2 separate regions of the Homo sapiens genome follow, and region 2 is linked to region 1. Evidence: chromatin loops called from intact Hi-C (ENCODE). Cell type or tissue: PC-9. All regions are shown on one strand.

What was found. Peaks named below come from ENCODE experiments on the same cell type or tissue, not always from the same donor. Only the 100,000 strongest peaks of a DNase experiment are listed, where the experiment ranks them.
Region 2: it touches region 1 in a loop (14-fold over the local background); 7 of 110 quality-filtered maps call a loop at or near these places.

What each region holds. Positions count from the first base shown.
Region 1 is chr5:95,639,791-95,647,790 of GRCh38, reverse strand. It overlaps RFESD (Rieske Fe-S domain containing), which reads right to left and starts at 1,014. Exons shown (of 6, transcript NM_001131066.2): 1 at 974-1,014. In PC-9, CTCF peaks have their summits at 651 and 3,258 (motif pointing left); DNase peaks (open chromatin) are centred at 580 and 990; H3K4me3 peaks cover 1,355 bases; H3K27ac peaks cover 1,087 bases.
Region 2 is chr5:97,173,228-97,181,227 of GRCh38, reverse strand. RIOK2 (RIO kinase 2) reads left to right here. Exons shown (of 10, transcript NM_018343.3): 2 at 2,035-2,173; 3 at 3,380-3,496; 4 at 3,937-4,112; 5 at 7,965-8,000. It also overlaps the pseudogene RNU1-73P. Among named protein-coding and RNA genes, the nearest start is that of RIOK2, 6.0 kb to the left of the region's middle. In PC-9, no CTCF peak of the experiment used is centred here; no DNase peak of the experiment used is centred here.

The sequences.
Region 1 (8,000 bases):
CCCACGTTTTTATAAAAACATGAGGCTTGCAAGTAAACTATCCTGAAGACACAGAAACCTTTTAGCAAAGCAAATATGTATATTGGTGATATATATAGTATTGATATTTATATTTGTCACCAAAGATGGTCCTGAATTAAAAAAAAAAAGGAACGCTAATGTGCAACAGCTATGTTCACGAATGTTTACAATTGAACGCTTGCCCAATAATTTTATATAAAGTCACAGAGCTGCTCTGGAAATCAGCACCATCGTATGATGTTGAATTGTGATCACGAGTGAGCTAGACCTGGGTTTGCATCCCAGTTCTGCGTGATTTGGGGCAAGTTGCTTAACTTCGCTGTGCTGCAGTTTCTTTTACTTTAAGAAGGGCCCGCCACATAGGGGTGTGGGTAAAGCACATAAATGCTTTAACACATGTCAAATGTTTAGAGCAGGCCTAACCGCAGAAAACGCTCACAGCGCGTTAGCTGGCACCTCTAAGGTCCATCCAGCTCTGGCAGTTATCCTGCCTAACTTCAAGTTGTGTTTAACATTTCGGTAAAGACCGCCTGCAGTTCTGAGACTGCACGTGGCTGTCCAGGTGCTGCAAATTCTCGACACAGACTCCAGGAGGCGAGTATCTCCAGGACGGCCGGGGCTGCGGAAGCCCTGGAGCAGCTTCTATACTTTAGAGCTTTCATGGCACAAATGCCATGAAAGCTTGTTAAAAACGACCCGCGTACCCCCCTTAGGTGGCAGGTCTCAGGTGTGGCCCAAGTTTCAAGGTGAACAAGCTCGGTGAGTCTCCTGTGCCTGGGCGGAAGCCCGCCTTGGCGGGTTAACCGTTAACTAACGCTGAACCAAAACCCAAGAGGGCCTCAGGCCCCGCAGCGGCGCGGCCACAGCCGGAATGAGGAGTCCACGCCCGCAGCCCAGCCGGAAGCAGCTGGTCCCGCCAGCCCGCCCCCTGCGCGGCGAGAACAGAACTTACTGTCCCCGAGTCCTCGCTCCGCCTCCGCGTGACGCTACTGCACGAGCCAGAGCTCCAGACGTGCGCGGCGCCTCGACGGGGGCGGGGCGAGGCCGTCCACGTGACCCAAGAAGGCCCGCCCCCGGGACCGCCTCTATGGCATTGCCGGCAGATGACCCTGGTTGATAGAGATCTCTGGCCAACAGCGCCGCGCCAGCACCTTCAAACTGGCAGGCATACTCGTGTACTTGACAAATGTGGATAGCATCAGTTTACTTTTTAGTTGTTTGTTGATCTCATTACATTTATTCAAATTTTAGATGCGCCCAGCGACTTCATTCAGTTATTTACCCTATAAAAATATTTGCAGAAGGTCGTCGCGATGCTGGTAACCCATGTATAAGGATGTTAAGGCCGGGCGCGGTGGTTCACGCCTGTAATCCCAGTACTTTGGGAGGCCGAGGCGGGCGAATCACCTGAGGTCGGGAGTTTGAGACCAGCCTGACCAACATGGAGAAACCCCATCTCTACTAAAAATACAAAATTAGCCGGGCGTGGTGGCCCAGGCCTGTAATCGCAGGTACTCAGGAGGCTGAGGCAGGAGAATCGCTTTGAATCCAGGAGGCAGAGGTTGCGGTGAGCCGAGATCGCGCCGTTGCACTCCAGCCTGGACAACACGAGCGAAACTCCATCTCAAAAAAAAAAAAAATGTTTATTGCTGTGAAGTAGTGAAAATAGCTGAAGTGATAACACGGAGGAATGGTTCAATAAAACACAGCACAACAGTACAGACATGTGAATTACTTCGTAGCTGTGTACTGTATACTCAAAGGACAGGCCCATCATGTAATGAATATTAAAGGCAAAGCGTAGAATACTATATATGGTGTCCTCTCTTTAATGTAAACAATTATTTTTTGAAATACAAACATGCAGGTATGTACATAAACTTTTTCTCGAAAAATCAAAAGAAACAATAGTGGTTGCTTTGGGAGGAGATGGAGAGTTTTCACTTTCATATTATGAACTTTGCAATTTTGCTTTTTTCTCATTGTACTTCCCTGAATTGACAACAACAACAACAAAGAAAACCACCAAAACCCTCATATTTGTGTTCCGAGCTGGGAAACTAGATGAGCCTAAGTTTTTAATTTCCTTGACTACTTTCCAGTGCAGTGATTCTTAACCCTGGCTATGCCTTAGAGTCGCTTGGGAGTTTTGAAAAGTCGTAATGCCCAGTCTGTATGCCAGACCAACAAAATAAAACACAGATTATTTGGGGTGGGAAGGGAGTGGGCAGATTCAATGTATGTTTTTAACTTCCTGAGTGATTCCAGTGTGAACCCAAGGTTGAACACTACAACTTGTATTTAGTATGGTGACATAGTGATCTCAGGCTCTAGGGTGGCCCAATGAACTGGGGCAGCCGAAACCCAGGAACTTTGTCCATTTACCTCAGTGTGCTATATAAATGCCATTTTTTAAATGAGCCTCAACATGTAAGAAGTTGAATAGCTCAGAATAATTTGTTTCCAGTGCTAGTTTCTTCTGTTTTTTTTCTCTTCAATACAGTTTTATGGTGATCAATAATATTTTATTGGGTCATTTCCCTTTTGGCCATTTTTTTCACTGACCCAAACACAAATTAACTATCTAGTTTTGATGTATCAGTTATCAAAGATATAAAATATATTTTGATTTATTGTAATTTCCATTATCTGTTAGTCATCCCAAATGATTTTATTGGCACATGGAAGGTGTTAGTAGTCCCCAGCTTGTCATCGAAGGATTAAATAAGGTTTGCCATTTTAGAAATCCTTTTTTGCTTTGTCATATTCTGGGCATTAAAAAAGGACACATCTTAGATCCATCGACCTTAAATTTGATATTGAATAAACTGAAGACCTCAGTAGTTATACATGCATATACACACAAGTAGGATGAAAGAAGAGAAACTTTCTTTTATCTCTACCAAAAGTATTCATATGGTTAGTCATGTGATGTTTGGAAAGCTATAATGGAGGTCAGAATAAACTACCCTTCTCCACTTCCCAAGTGCACACACACACAAATGCACAAAACCATTCACACACAGGCATGCACATTAGGTAACAGCAAGAACCCATCCAGTCTATTTGGAAGTCATTATTGTTCAGAATAAAGTTCATAATTTCTACTGTTATTTTGCCTTTTTTTTTTCTTTAATAGAACAATGTTAGCAATGCTACCACTAAGTTTCACCTGTGGCCATCTTAGGGCAGGTACTACCTTTTCTTTCCTTCCTTCATTTGTTCTTTTAGCCTTTCCTTTTCCGCGCTTCTAACTTTGGCCTATTAGTGACACCTAGTGGTTCCTGTGGCCAGCTTTCCCCCTGATTTTGGCTCTCAATATCTTCATGTGTGGTTTCAACTGAAAGTTGTGAGCCTAGTCCCTCTGCCGTGAGCATCAGGCTGTTTCTAGGCAGACTTTTCAGGCACCAAGACTCCCCTCTTAGAGAAGTTAAAAACTTGCCTTCAATCCTAAGCCACAATCTGTCTTGACTGCTAGTGAAGGCACCTGTGTGCTGCTAGTTTCACTACAGGGAAGTTTGAAGGGTGTCCACCAATCTGGATTTCCTACTCCTTCACACCAGAAAAGGGTGATAATACTGCCCTTACTAGGCCCTGGAACTCAGATTACATGACAGTGAGTGTGGCTCTAAATACCACCTATGTGCTTATGACTCCTAAATGAATGTCTCCAGACATACGTTTGTTGGGGATGCCTACTTGACATTTCTATGGGGCTATTGTGGCAGAAACAGTGGTGTTCACCAGATATCCCATCAACTACCCCACATTTTCCAGCTCCACTTACAGTTTTTTGCGGCCACATGGCCAGTTTTGAACAATGGGCTGTAGACTGAAGCATAGAAAAGCTGAGATGAGACTTCTCCAGTTGCCTCTTTCTCTGTCATAAGAATTAACAACATTCTGGATGGTGGAGCCTCCACCAGCCTGGGTCCCTGAGTGACTATGCAGAACAGAGACTACATCTCCCCACCAATTTCCTAACTTCCACTAGGCCGTGAAAGTCACATAACTTAAGTGAGAAATAAATTTTTATTATGTTAAGGCCCCTGGAATTTTAAGGTTGTTTTTTATTATAACATACAATAGTTTAACCTGATAATTCATAGCTATCTCTAATTTCATTGTGTTCAAAATCGAAATACTAGTTCTCTCCCATAAATCTGCATTTCTTTGTCTTCTCCATCTCTATAAGTGACAACACTGTCCATCTTCAGGCTTAAGGGAGAAATCTGCATGTCTTCCTTGACTCTTCCCTTTTCCTTGTCGCACCCCTTCCTGCCCGTCTGTAGAGAAAGGAGTTCGCATAGCTGACCTGAGACTGCTATCCTTAAAAAGGTCTGCTTGTAAGGTTGGCCCTTCGCTGACATGTGAGAACTTGGCAGGTAAACAGTCCCTTACTGTCGTGCCAAAGCCCTATTAACCTCAGTAGGAAAGGAACCAGGTTCAAGAGGCCGAAGAAGAGACCTAGAGCCAGCAAACAAAACATGGTGTTTTATTAGGTGCTTACAGAGTCCAGTGGTGGTGGGATGGGCAGGAAAACTGCAACCGCCTGCAACCATCATGCAGTTTATATGGTATTTTCACTTTATACCCTCCCCCTAACAATCTCCACCTGGCAACCTTCATGTATCCCAAAATTCAGGGCCTCAGTCCCCTATATTAGATGTTTCTCATAGATAAAGAATGACTCTTCAGGTTAGCTACTCCCAGATTCCCTAGCTCAGAACATACATTCAGGTGCATCTGCCATATGGGGTCATTCTGAGGGTATGCATAAATTATTACTATCAGGTGAGTTTATCCGACACCTACACCTACACATACAAAGCTTTCCCTAAATAATAAAAGTGATTCCCTGTGCGTAAGCTATTTGTACAAACAATGCACTTGCTTTTCCTTCTGAGATTCTAGAACTTGGTACCTGCTAGGCAGAGGTGCCTGTGACCAATGTCCAGTAAAAACTCTGGCTGCTGAGGCTCAGTCTTTCCCTGGCAAAAACATTGCAGGCATGTTTCTACATTTTCATTTCTGGAGGAAGAATGCAGTCTGTGTGACCCCTCGCGAAAGGGAGAACACTTAGGAATCCTGCACACGAAGTCTTCCATGCTCTGCCTGAGTCTTTTTCTTTACAATCCAGCTGTGTATCCTTACTACGTTTCTGTAATAGCGTAACTGTAATGAGTCCCAGAATCTAGTGAATCTCCAAATGTGAAGGGGGTCTTAGGGACCCTTGATATCCCCCCATATCTAATCCAGCACTGAGTCCTGCCAATTCTTCCTAAAATTTATCTGAAATCACACCGCTTCTTACCTTATCTGCTATCACCACCCTGAAGGTACCATCATCTTTTATTTGTGTTGGACTTTGAGAGGGCCCAATAACACCTTTCTTTTATTTTCTGCCTGAGTTTGGAACCAGTTGAGAGACACAGAAAGAGATCAAGGTGTGAGCTTTATTTAATTATGAACGTCTCAATTGGGGTGGCTTAAACATGCAGCCAAAGGGACTAACAGCCTCCTGAATTAAACTTATGTATCAAAACTCTCTTAAAACTGTCCTCTCTAGCGGACAGACTAGATTGTACCCTCTCTACAGGTACACAAATCTGTAGAAAGAAGAAAGGAGCTAAGCTGAGCATACCAGGAGAAGTGAGTGAAGGTTGGAGATTTGACTAGCTGAAACACTTCTTGTTCACTGCTGATTTTTATCTTCCTGGTGGGACTCCAAGTCCTGAGCATTAAGCAAATGATACACAGCTGACGTAAGTGGGGGTGTGGAGAAGAGAGTCTGATCAGCAAATACCACCGAACCTACATTGAGCCTGAAGCAAAACACTGGCCATTTGTACCAAGCCAGGCTTAGCAAATACACACAACAGAGCTATGTGGGCCCAGCAAAGGCAAACCCCAGAGAGCTTTAGGTGACGTGGGCCTCGGGTGCAAGCTGCTGCTCCTTGACCTTCAACAACATTCAGAACATATTCATTCTGCTACACTGAGTGTTAGCAGAGATAGGGAGGCCACAAAGACCTAAGAAAGCAGGTATAACTAAGACAAGGTCTAAATTATGTCTTTAAGGACTTTGGCCTTTCAGACAGTAGTGGGTAGAGTCAGGTTTGCTGCAGTTAGAGGTAGTGATATTGATGAAACTGAAGCTTCAGGTTCCCATATTTGCATGGGGCCTTCCAAGATCCTGAGGTCCTGAGGGACACTAGTAATGTGTTCACATGGTCATATGCTCTCGCCCTCTCACCCCTACCCCTCACATATATAATTATATATAATTTGGTAACAAACACAAAAATACAGAAAAATACAGGGAAACTCTATTCCCAAACGCCCATTTGAGAGTATAGTACCAATCTGATGCCCCGTCAGTCCCTAATGCTTTAGTATGTATTTTCTCCAAATCTGGACATTCTTCTACATAACCACAATACAACCATCCAAATCAGGAAGTTAACACTGACACACTACCATCTAATCCTCAAATTCAGTTCAGAATCAAGATTGTATGTTTAGTTTTCATGTCTCTAGCTTTCTTCAGTCTGAGATATCTCCTTAGTCTTTCTTTAACATTTATGATATTTGCATTTTTGAAGATTACAGGCCATTCATTTTGTAGAATATCCCTCAGTTTGAGTTCATCTGATGTTTCCTCCTGATTAGATTCAGGTAATGAAGGCACATCACAGAGACTGGACTTTGAGCCTCTGTAGGCTGCCCCTTGATTCCCTTCCCACTGGGCTTGAGCTGGCCGTGCTATGTCACTACACCATGTTGCCATCTATCCCACTAGGGCTCTGACACTCCTCTGTGAGCCACCTTGGTCACTCCTCCTTCTCATCCCCCTAGCCAGCATGTGTGTCTTCCCCGCTCTGTCCCACCTACTGGCTTTAGGACTGAATTGTTCAGAAAGGAGAAAGAAGACAGGGAGGAATAATGATAATAATGTTTTTGTAAAATGTGTAAAAGCAAAGTAATTTAACTTCTGTGGATCAAGGCCATTGTTTTTCTTCTGTCACTCAGACATTTTGGGGACCTGGCTAAGGGGCGTCTGAGTTGGAAATACATTTAGTTTGGTTTTAGTGGGATATAGTTGTATGGTTTATAGCTTCCAAGAATTCTCCAGTTGCCCACTGTGGTGACTCTCCCTGTATACCCAAATGAGGGTGAGGGCGAGGGTTCTCTCAAAATGTGAAGGTGGGACAGTGCCCGACATGGAAGTATGTGAGTCCTAGAGCAGAAGCCAGATTTGAAATGGATGGAGCCAGAAATTAGGCTGTAGAAAATTCTATCATCAGATGTTCGGTAATGTTGTAAGTATGGGATTCTGTTCTCATTGACAGTACACATGAAATGTGCTTAATAATGACATCATGTAAACTATAAATCCACCACGTCTTTTTTGATGGGAATCACGTGAAATAGAATTTATCAGAACTCCTATGTCTAAAGTACACAAACCTGTACCGAGTCTACAAACTAAGTTTGTTTTATGCTTCCTATCAATTAAAAAAAGATTAATACTGTAGGAAAGATTGAATTATCTATCTGTTCCATTTATATAAAATATTATCATAAAATTATTGTGTGAAGGGATGACTAGAGAGTAAGTAGACAAGATTGTAGACAAAAAGTATTATAGAGGTATGCCTGGCAATTAATGTTTGCTGTTATGGCCATTTTAAAATATTTGTATTTTTTGTGATCATTCTTTCTAATTAAATATTCGCTTTTACATATATTTTTAAATGTATTGTTTTGTATCTTTTTCTTAAAGAGAACCCTTCCCCACTTCGTCACCTAAATCTATACCCAGCTGCATTTAAAATGTAAGGCGGCTGAGCTCCGCGTGTGCCTAACTGGAAATTGTCTCTGTGGGGTTGGGGAGGCAGCACTGCTTCAGATTTCATTCTGCCTTCTAGGCCAGAGAGGGAACTGTGGAAGGACAAACCTTGGATTCCTGTAGTACG
Region 2 (8,000 bases), 1.5 Mb before region 1:
CAATCTCAGCTCACTGCAACCTTCACCTTCTGGGTTCAAGCGATTCTCCTGCCTCAGCCTCCCAAGTAGCTGGGACTATAGGCGCACACCACCACGCCCAGCTAATTTTTGTATTTTTAGTAGAGATGGGGTTTCACCATGTTGGCCAGAATGGTCTCGATCTCTTGACCTCGTGATCCACCCACCTTGGCCTCCCAAAGTGCTGGGATTACAGGTGTGAGCCACTGCACCTGGCCTCCAGTTTTCCTTTAAACATTTTTATTTGACTCTCAGTGCTCAAACCAAATTCAATTTTTTTCTACCCCCTTTCTCTTTTCCCAAGCTCTATAAAAAAAAAAAATAATAAAATCTTAAAACTTGCTTTTCCTCATCACTTCCAATTGTGGCTTTCCGTTCCCTTTACCCTTCCACATCTAATTGCCAAGCTCTCCCATAATACTTCCTAAAGATTTTTATTCCTTCCTTCCAGTACCACTACCACTTACCCTGTTCTGGTGGCTCTTTCCTCTGAGCTGGACTTCTGTCTTAGTTCTCCGGAGTACCCCCTCAGATTTTGCCATCTCTAAGCCAATTTGCATATTCCTGGTACATTAATGTCCTTAAAATAACCCTGTTCGTGTGTCTCCCACGCCTAAACATCTTCAAGAGCTTCCTGCTCTCATCAGGATAAAATATAAAAGTATTTGGTCTACATTTTAATGCCTTCTCTATCCTAGAAGTATCTTCCAGCCGCGTTTGCATGAATTCTATATGCTATCCCATCTGAGCTGCTACTGTACTCAGCTATTCTCTGTGGTCAGTACTTTCTTGCATATGTGCCATTTTCAAATCTTTTTCTTTCACTAATATCCCCTTGTCTGTTTTCTCTGTATGCCCACATCTTTTAAAAGTCAGTCTCTAGTTTTGCATCTTCCTTGGAACTGATCCCTCAGCTAGAAGTATTCTTATTCTGCCCTGAGCTACCTTTTTAAGCACTTATCACTTCTTAACTTCTAATAAACTTAGATGTATACCATTTTTTAAAATTTCCATCATGAGATAAAAATTTCTCAGAGGTAAAAAGCACATATATATATATATATATACATATATATATATATACATATACACATGCAGAAGAGCATGTAGGATAGAGATATATATATATGTGCTTTTTACCTCTGAGGAATAAATTTAAAAATATATATATAATATATATATTATATATATATTATATATATATAATATATATATATTTTATATATATATATTATATATATATATAAAATACTTTTAAGTTCTGGGGTACATGTGCAGAACGTGCAGGTTTGTTACATAGGTATACACATGCTATAGTGGTTTGCTGTACCCATCAACCCATCCCATCTACATTAGGTATTTCTCCTAATGCTATCCCTCCCCTAGCCCCCCACCCCCCGACAGGCCCCAGTGTGTGATGTTCCCCTTTCTGTGTCCACGTATTCTTACTGTTCAACTCCCACTTATGAGTGAGAAAATGTGGTGTTTGGTTTTCTGCTCTTGTGTTAGTTTTCTGAGAATGATGGTTTCCAGCTTCACCCATGTCCCTGCAAAAGGCATGAACTCATCCTTTTTTATGGCTGCATAGTATTCCATGGTGTATATGTGCCACATTTTCTTTATCCAGTCTATCATTCATATATATATATATATCCTCTACGATGCCTACATGTAGTACTTTCTCATTAAATACCTGCTTAATAAATATCTGGCATATCTGTAGTTTTTAAAGACAAATGTTTAGGTGTCATCAAGTATTTTAGCATTGACCAAATGTCATCAGTATGTCTAGCACTCACAGTTCCTACTCTTGAAATGGAAAGCCAATACAAATATCAATGATTAGATTTCAAATTGCAATTAAAAATATTTTCAAGAGACGGAAGTGATTATGTCTCAGAATTAGTTGGAGAACTGCATAGTCAGGAAAGCTTCAAGGAGAAGTTAATTTCGCAGGGTTTTGATAGACAAGGCTTTGTGTTGATTATGATTATATAATGATTCCTTTAATTTCAGGTTGAAATGGGCATGAAGAACCATGAAATTGTTCCCGGCAGTTTGATTGCTTCTATAGCCAGCCTTAAACATGGTGGCTGTAATAAAGTTTTAAGAGAATTAGTGAAACATAAACTCATAGCTTGGGAGCGTACCAAAAGTAAGTATTTTGAGGCACCATTTGTGATTTTTCAGGTAATTGGTTTCCACCAGAGCAAGTGTTCCAAAAGTCAAGAAGTAGAAGTTGCCAGACTAGTAAAGCATTAGACGAAGAACTGACAGAACACACTTCGGCCATATCCTATTAGTCAAAATAATCACAGGGCACACCCAGATCAAAGGAGGTGAAAAAAGAATAGTAGTAAGAACATGTAGGTACTGCAGAAGAGCATGTAGGTACTGCAGAAGAGCACGTAGAGTACTGCAGAAGAGCATGTAGAGTACTGCAGAAGAGCATGTAGAGTACTGCAGAAGAGCACGTAGGTACTGCAGAAGAGCACGTAGGTACTGCAGAAGAGCAGGTAGAGTACTGCAGAAGAGCAGGTAGAGTACTGCAGAAGAGCATGTAGAGTACAGAAGAGCACGTAGGTACTGCAGAAGAGCACATAGAGTACTGCAGAAGAGCATGTAGAGTACAGAAGAGCACGTAGGTACTGCAGAAGAGCACGTAGGTACTGCATAAGAGCAGGTAGAGTACTGCAGAAGAGCAGGTAGAGCACTGCAGAAGAGCATGTAGGTACTGCAGAAGAGCATGTAGGTACTGCAGAAGAGCAAGTAGGTACTGCAGAAAAGCATGTAGGTACTGTAGAAGAGCATGAAGAGCATGTAGGTACTGCAGAAGAGCATGTAGGTACTGTAGAAGAGCATGAAGAGCATGTAGGTACTGCAGAAGAGCATATAGGATAAAGCTATTGTGGCTACCATCTTTGGAAAATACAATCAGTAGTCATACCCTAGATCATTACTTCTGAAACCATCTGTGGTGAAGGATTAGTTTTTTCCAACCTATCACAGATCCTTACTTTTATAAAATACAAAAAAATAATTACTAGAAAAATGAAATGGATAACAGATATACAAAAACAGACATAAATTCTAGGTCAAATTGATATACAAATTGAACTTAAATTCCTCCTTTTATCTTGTCACAAACACTTACAGACCTGTCTGTAGGTCACATTTTGATTATCAGTACACTGGAGAAGAAATGCAAATTATAGGAAGAAATTGGAAGCTTGTGAGCCTGGGCAGTTTATCTTTTTCCAATGAAGACTTTATTGTTAAATCTTTCTTATGACTTGAACTTACGTGACTTGGTTGTACAATGTAACTGAAATATGGTCTTTATGCTTTGATTTTTGTCTAGCTGTCCAGGGCTATCGGTTGACAAATGCAGGATATGATTACCTAGCTTTGAAAACACTTTCTTCTAGGCAAGTAGTTGAGTCTGTTGGAAACCAGATGGGTGTTGGCAAAGAATCAGGTAAGTGCTAATAGTACTGTGCAAAGTATTTTCTTTGCTTTAGTTTATGTTTTCCCTTCAGAAACCTTTCCTCTTTTAATTTTCCCTTTTTTCTAACTAAACAGTAAGTTGGAAAGTTGATTGGAAGCAGTACAAATCAGAAGGTGTCCTTAATTAGTAGGTTATTATTTTCTCTGAACGTCTATCACTGAAAATTCATTTATACCAGGAATTAATTTTCTTCTAATAACTCCCAAGATATATCATTATTTATGTGCAAATATACCAGAATCCAAAATTCAAAACACTTCTGGTCCGAAGGTTTTGGATAAGGAGGGATACTCAATCTTTATTAGGAAAAATGACATTTTTGATACAAATAAAATTAGAGAAAGTTAGAATTGTTTTAACTGATTGGAATAAACGTGTAATAATGGTTGTTTTTGAAATTTTGTCTCTAGATATTTACATTGTTGCAAATGAAGAAGGACAACAATTTGCATTAAAGCTTCACAGACTAGGAAGAACCTCGTTTCGAAATTTGAAAAACAAACGCGATTATCATAAACATAGGCACAATGTGTCATGGCTATATTTATCTCGTCTCTCTGCCATGAAGGAATTTGCCTATATGAAGGTATTTATTTTATTTTGTAGTCATGCATTTTTTAGCCAAATAATACATGTGTCTCAAAGGCCTTAATGACAAGTGTGATTCTGTTGTCCCCACATCTCTCTAACCTTAGACTCAATTCCTACAGACAGACTCAATCTTAAATAACTCTGTTGATTATTTGGGCTCTTTTAAGTGATTTCCTTCTACGTTAAGGTATTTTAAATTGTTACTAATGCATAAGGGCAACACATTCTGTAATGCTGACAAGATGAAAGAGCCAAAAGTAATTAATGATGCTGTTACCTCACAAATATGTATGTGTGGATGTATATATATCTATTCAATATATGTAACTATACATATGTCTGTTTCTAATTGAAAACACCAGGTAATTATCATCTGTAGAAACCTTAGTGTCTCAGATAAGTTGGCTAGTTTTTTGTTTCACATAAAGGAACAAACATTTATAGATTTATATGTATATTAAAAATGGTAAAAATTGGCTGGGTGCAGTGGTTCATGCCTATAATACCAGCACTTTGGGAAGCCGAGGTGGGCGGATTACTTGAGGTAAGGAGCCCAGCCTGACCAACAAGGTGAAACCCCATCCCTACTAAAAATACAAGAATTAGCCGGGGATGGTGGTGGCCACCTGTAATCCCAGCTACTTGGGAGACTGAAGCAGGAAAATCACTTGAACCCAGGAAGCAGAGGTTGCAGTGAGTGAAGATTGTGCCACTGCACTCAAGCCTGGGCAACAGAGCAAGACTCTGTCTCAAAAAACAAAAATGGTAAAAATCTTTAGTTTTTAAGAGGTAAGGATGAAGAGAAGTGGGTTAAAGGATACAAACATACAATTAGAAGGAATACATTCAATGTTTGATAGCAGAGTAGGGTGACTATAGTAAACAAAATGTATTGTACTCAGGAGATGAACACACTAAATACCCTGACTTGATGACTTCTCATATATACTTAACAAAATGTTACATGTACCTCATACATTTATACAAATAGAAAAAAATGCTTAACCTGGCAGATGAAATGTCAAAATCTCAAAGACGGTTTTCTCAGGGTTAGGCCTATTCATTGCACTTCAGGTGTGCTGACCCCTGCAGTTTCCCCAAATATTGGAACTTGACTGCATATTTTGTGGCACTGGCGGACTACATTTATACTGTCCCCTGACATTAAAAAAAAAAATCCTTTATTTTTAACTTTGCCTTCAAAATTAAGTTCAGCATAGATTGTTAAATATAATAATATCCAAATTAAATATATCCAACAATAACTAAGTTAAACAAAAGATAATATTGTGTTTTTATAATCCTGCCAGTAGGATTTGTCATAGTTTATCTTCATTTTTCAAAACAATGTGAATTAAAGATTGCTACAGTGTGTGAACACCTGTTTCTTGAGGATTCAGCTTGTTCTTTGAGTGGGTTATATACTTAAATTTTCACTAATCATGGGAGATTTCTTAAGGCAGCATAAATTAGTAATACTGATACCATACATGTCAATGTACTTCTTATACTAATAGTTTGTATCTTGTAATATTCAGTCAGTAAATGAGCAGCTTGGTAGGGATCATTTACACATTTTCCCAAAAGGGTAGTAGGTGTTTTTCAGGATATTTATATTGAAGGTATAGGAATGGAATCTGGTTGCACATAAATGCACTCCTTAATGTATTGATTATTCATAAGAGAGGAACAAGAAGATAAAGATTGGGCTATAGCATGAGGTCTAGGCGATAGCACAAGTTCTAGACAAATATTCACAATCTTTAAGTTTATCACGTGCTATTGATCTGTCTAGGTATGCTCAAAATGGTCTACACTGAAAAAAAGTATTTAAAAACAAAGCAAAGAAAAATATCTGGGAAGTGGGAAGTGGTTTGGTTCTTGTTCACAGAAGGTAAGCAATAGACAACCTTTTGAAATTAATTGCTGGGGTAGTGTAGGGTGAAGGAGTGGATGCCAAAGAAATAACCAGTACGATCTGTGTCTTAAAGTTGAGAAGATAACACATGAAACAGAACCTTTTATTTATTTATTTATTTATTTATTTATTTTCAAGACAAGGTCTCACTCTGTCACCCAGGCTGGAGTGCAGTGGCACGATCACGGCTCACTGCAGCCCCTACCTCCTGGGCTCAAGCCATCCTCCCACCTCAGCCTCCCAAGTATCTAGGATCACAGGCATGTGCTACCATGCCTGCTTTGTAGAGACAGGACCTTGCTGTGTTGCCCAGGCTGCTCTCAAACCCCTGGCCTCAAGAGATTCACCCACCTCGGCCTCCCAAAGTACCGGGGTTATAAGCGTGAGCCACCACTGCAAGTCTAAGAACAATTTTTTTTTTAATTATATACTGAATTTAGAGAAACTTCAGTAAGTGATAGAATAGTTGATGGAGGAGGTTTCAGGTAGTGAGTGGAGCTGAGTGGAGCCATGAAGCTTGGATATTATTTGACCCTAAGACAGTGCATTTTGGCAGAGAAGTGGTATGGGCAATGACATGAATCTATGTGAGTCCTATGTGTTTAGGTGACACTGAGGTGACTGTCCTGACTGCGTTTCTTGGTGTGTATTGGAGAGAATATTGGGAGAACTAGGACTGTACAGGTGGATTAAAGAGTTTTGAAAACCAGGAAAAGTTTATATTTACAAACTGAAAAGAAAATTTACAGCCAATGTAAAAAAAAACTTTTTTTGAGGTGTAGTCTTGCTCTATCACCCAGGCTAGAATGCAGTGGCACGATATCAACTCACTGCAACCTCTGCCTCCCGGGTTCACGCGATTCTCCTGCCTCAGCCTCCCAGGTAGCTGGGACTACAGGCATGTGCCACCACGCCTGGCTAATTTTTTTGTATTTTTAGTAGAGATGGGGTTTCACCATGCTGGCAGGCTGGTGTCGAACTCCTGACCTCAACTGATCCACCCGCCTCGGCCTCCCAAATTGCTGGGGTTACAGACGTGAGACTCCATGCCCATCCCAATGTATATATTTTTAAATGGAATATTAACATCAGCAGGTTAGTCTGGTATTGGTACATAGAATAGGTTAGGTATGATGGCAAGAGCTAGAACACTTGTGGAGTAATGAGGTATATGCCTCCTTACAAGTATATGTTGGTGCAAAAGTAATTGCAGTTTTTGCCATTCCTAATACTAGCATTCTAAATGTCAAAGGGCATAAATCTAAGGTATTTTAAAGAAAGTAATAACAGGGCTTTGTAAACAGTAAGATTGAAGACAGTAAGCTTAGGGGAAAAGATGTATGGAGAGTCTTAACACTTGAATCAGACTACAACAGTGTATATTTTTCACATAATAGATTTATATTGCATATTGTGGCCTGGAGAAAAAGTTCAGTGCCCTATAAACCAAAATGTCTGATCTCTTAGAATGCCTCATTTCCTAATATGTCCGAAGATGAGTATTTCCTAAATTTGTTTCCAATTTAAATATTTTGAGCACATTTCAACAAATGTCAGAGACTTACAAAATAGGAAAGGATATACCCTAAGAGACTGTAAGCTTCTTGGGGGCTTTTTGACACTAATTTTAGAGTGTTTAGAAACTTTTTAACATTCATTTTTGTAACCCCAGCACAGTGCATAACATTTTGTAAATGTTCATTTTTTGTGGAAAAGTGAATTCAAACTTTTGTTTAAAATTTGCTTTTTATGTGTGGCTAATTCTACGCAGTGAATAAATAAGCTATGCATAAATAACCATGTGTTAACTACAATTTTATAAAGGTTTGTGTGTTTTTTTTCTGGTTGTAGAAAGGTATATTTACTTTTATTGTTCTTTAAAGAGTAATGACCTGTTCATTAGCTTACACCTGTTTTGCAACATTTTAGGCATTGTATGAGAGGAAATTTCCAGTTCCAAAGCCA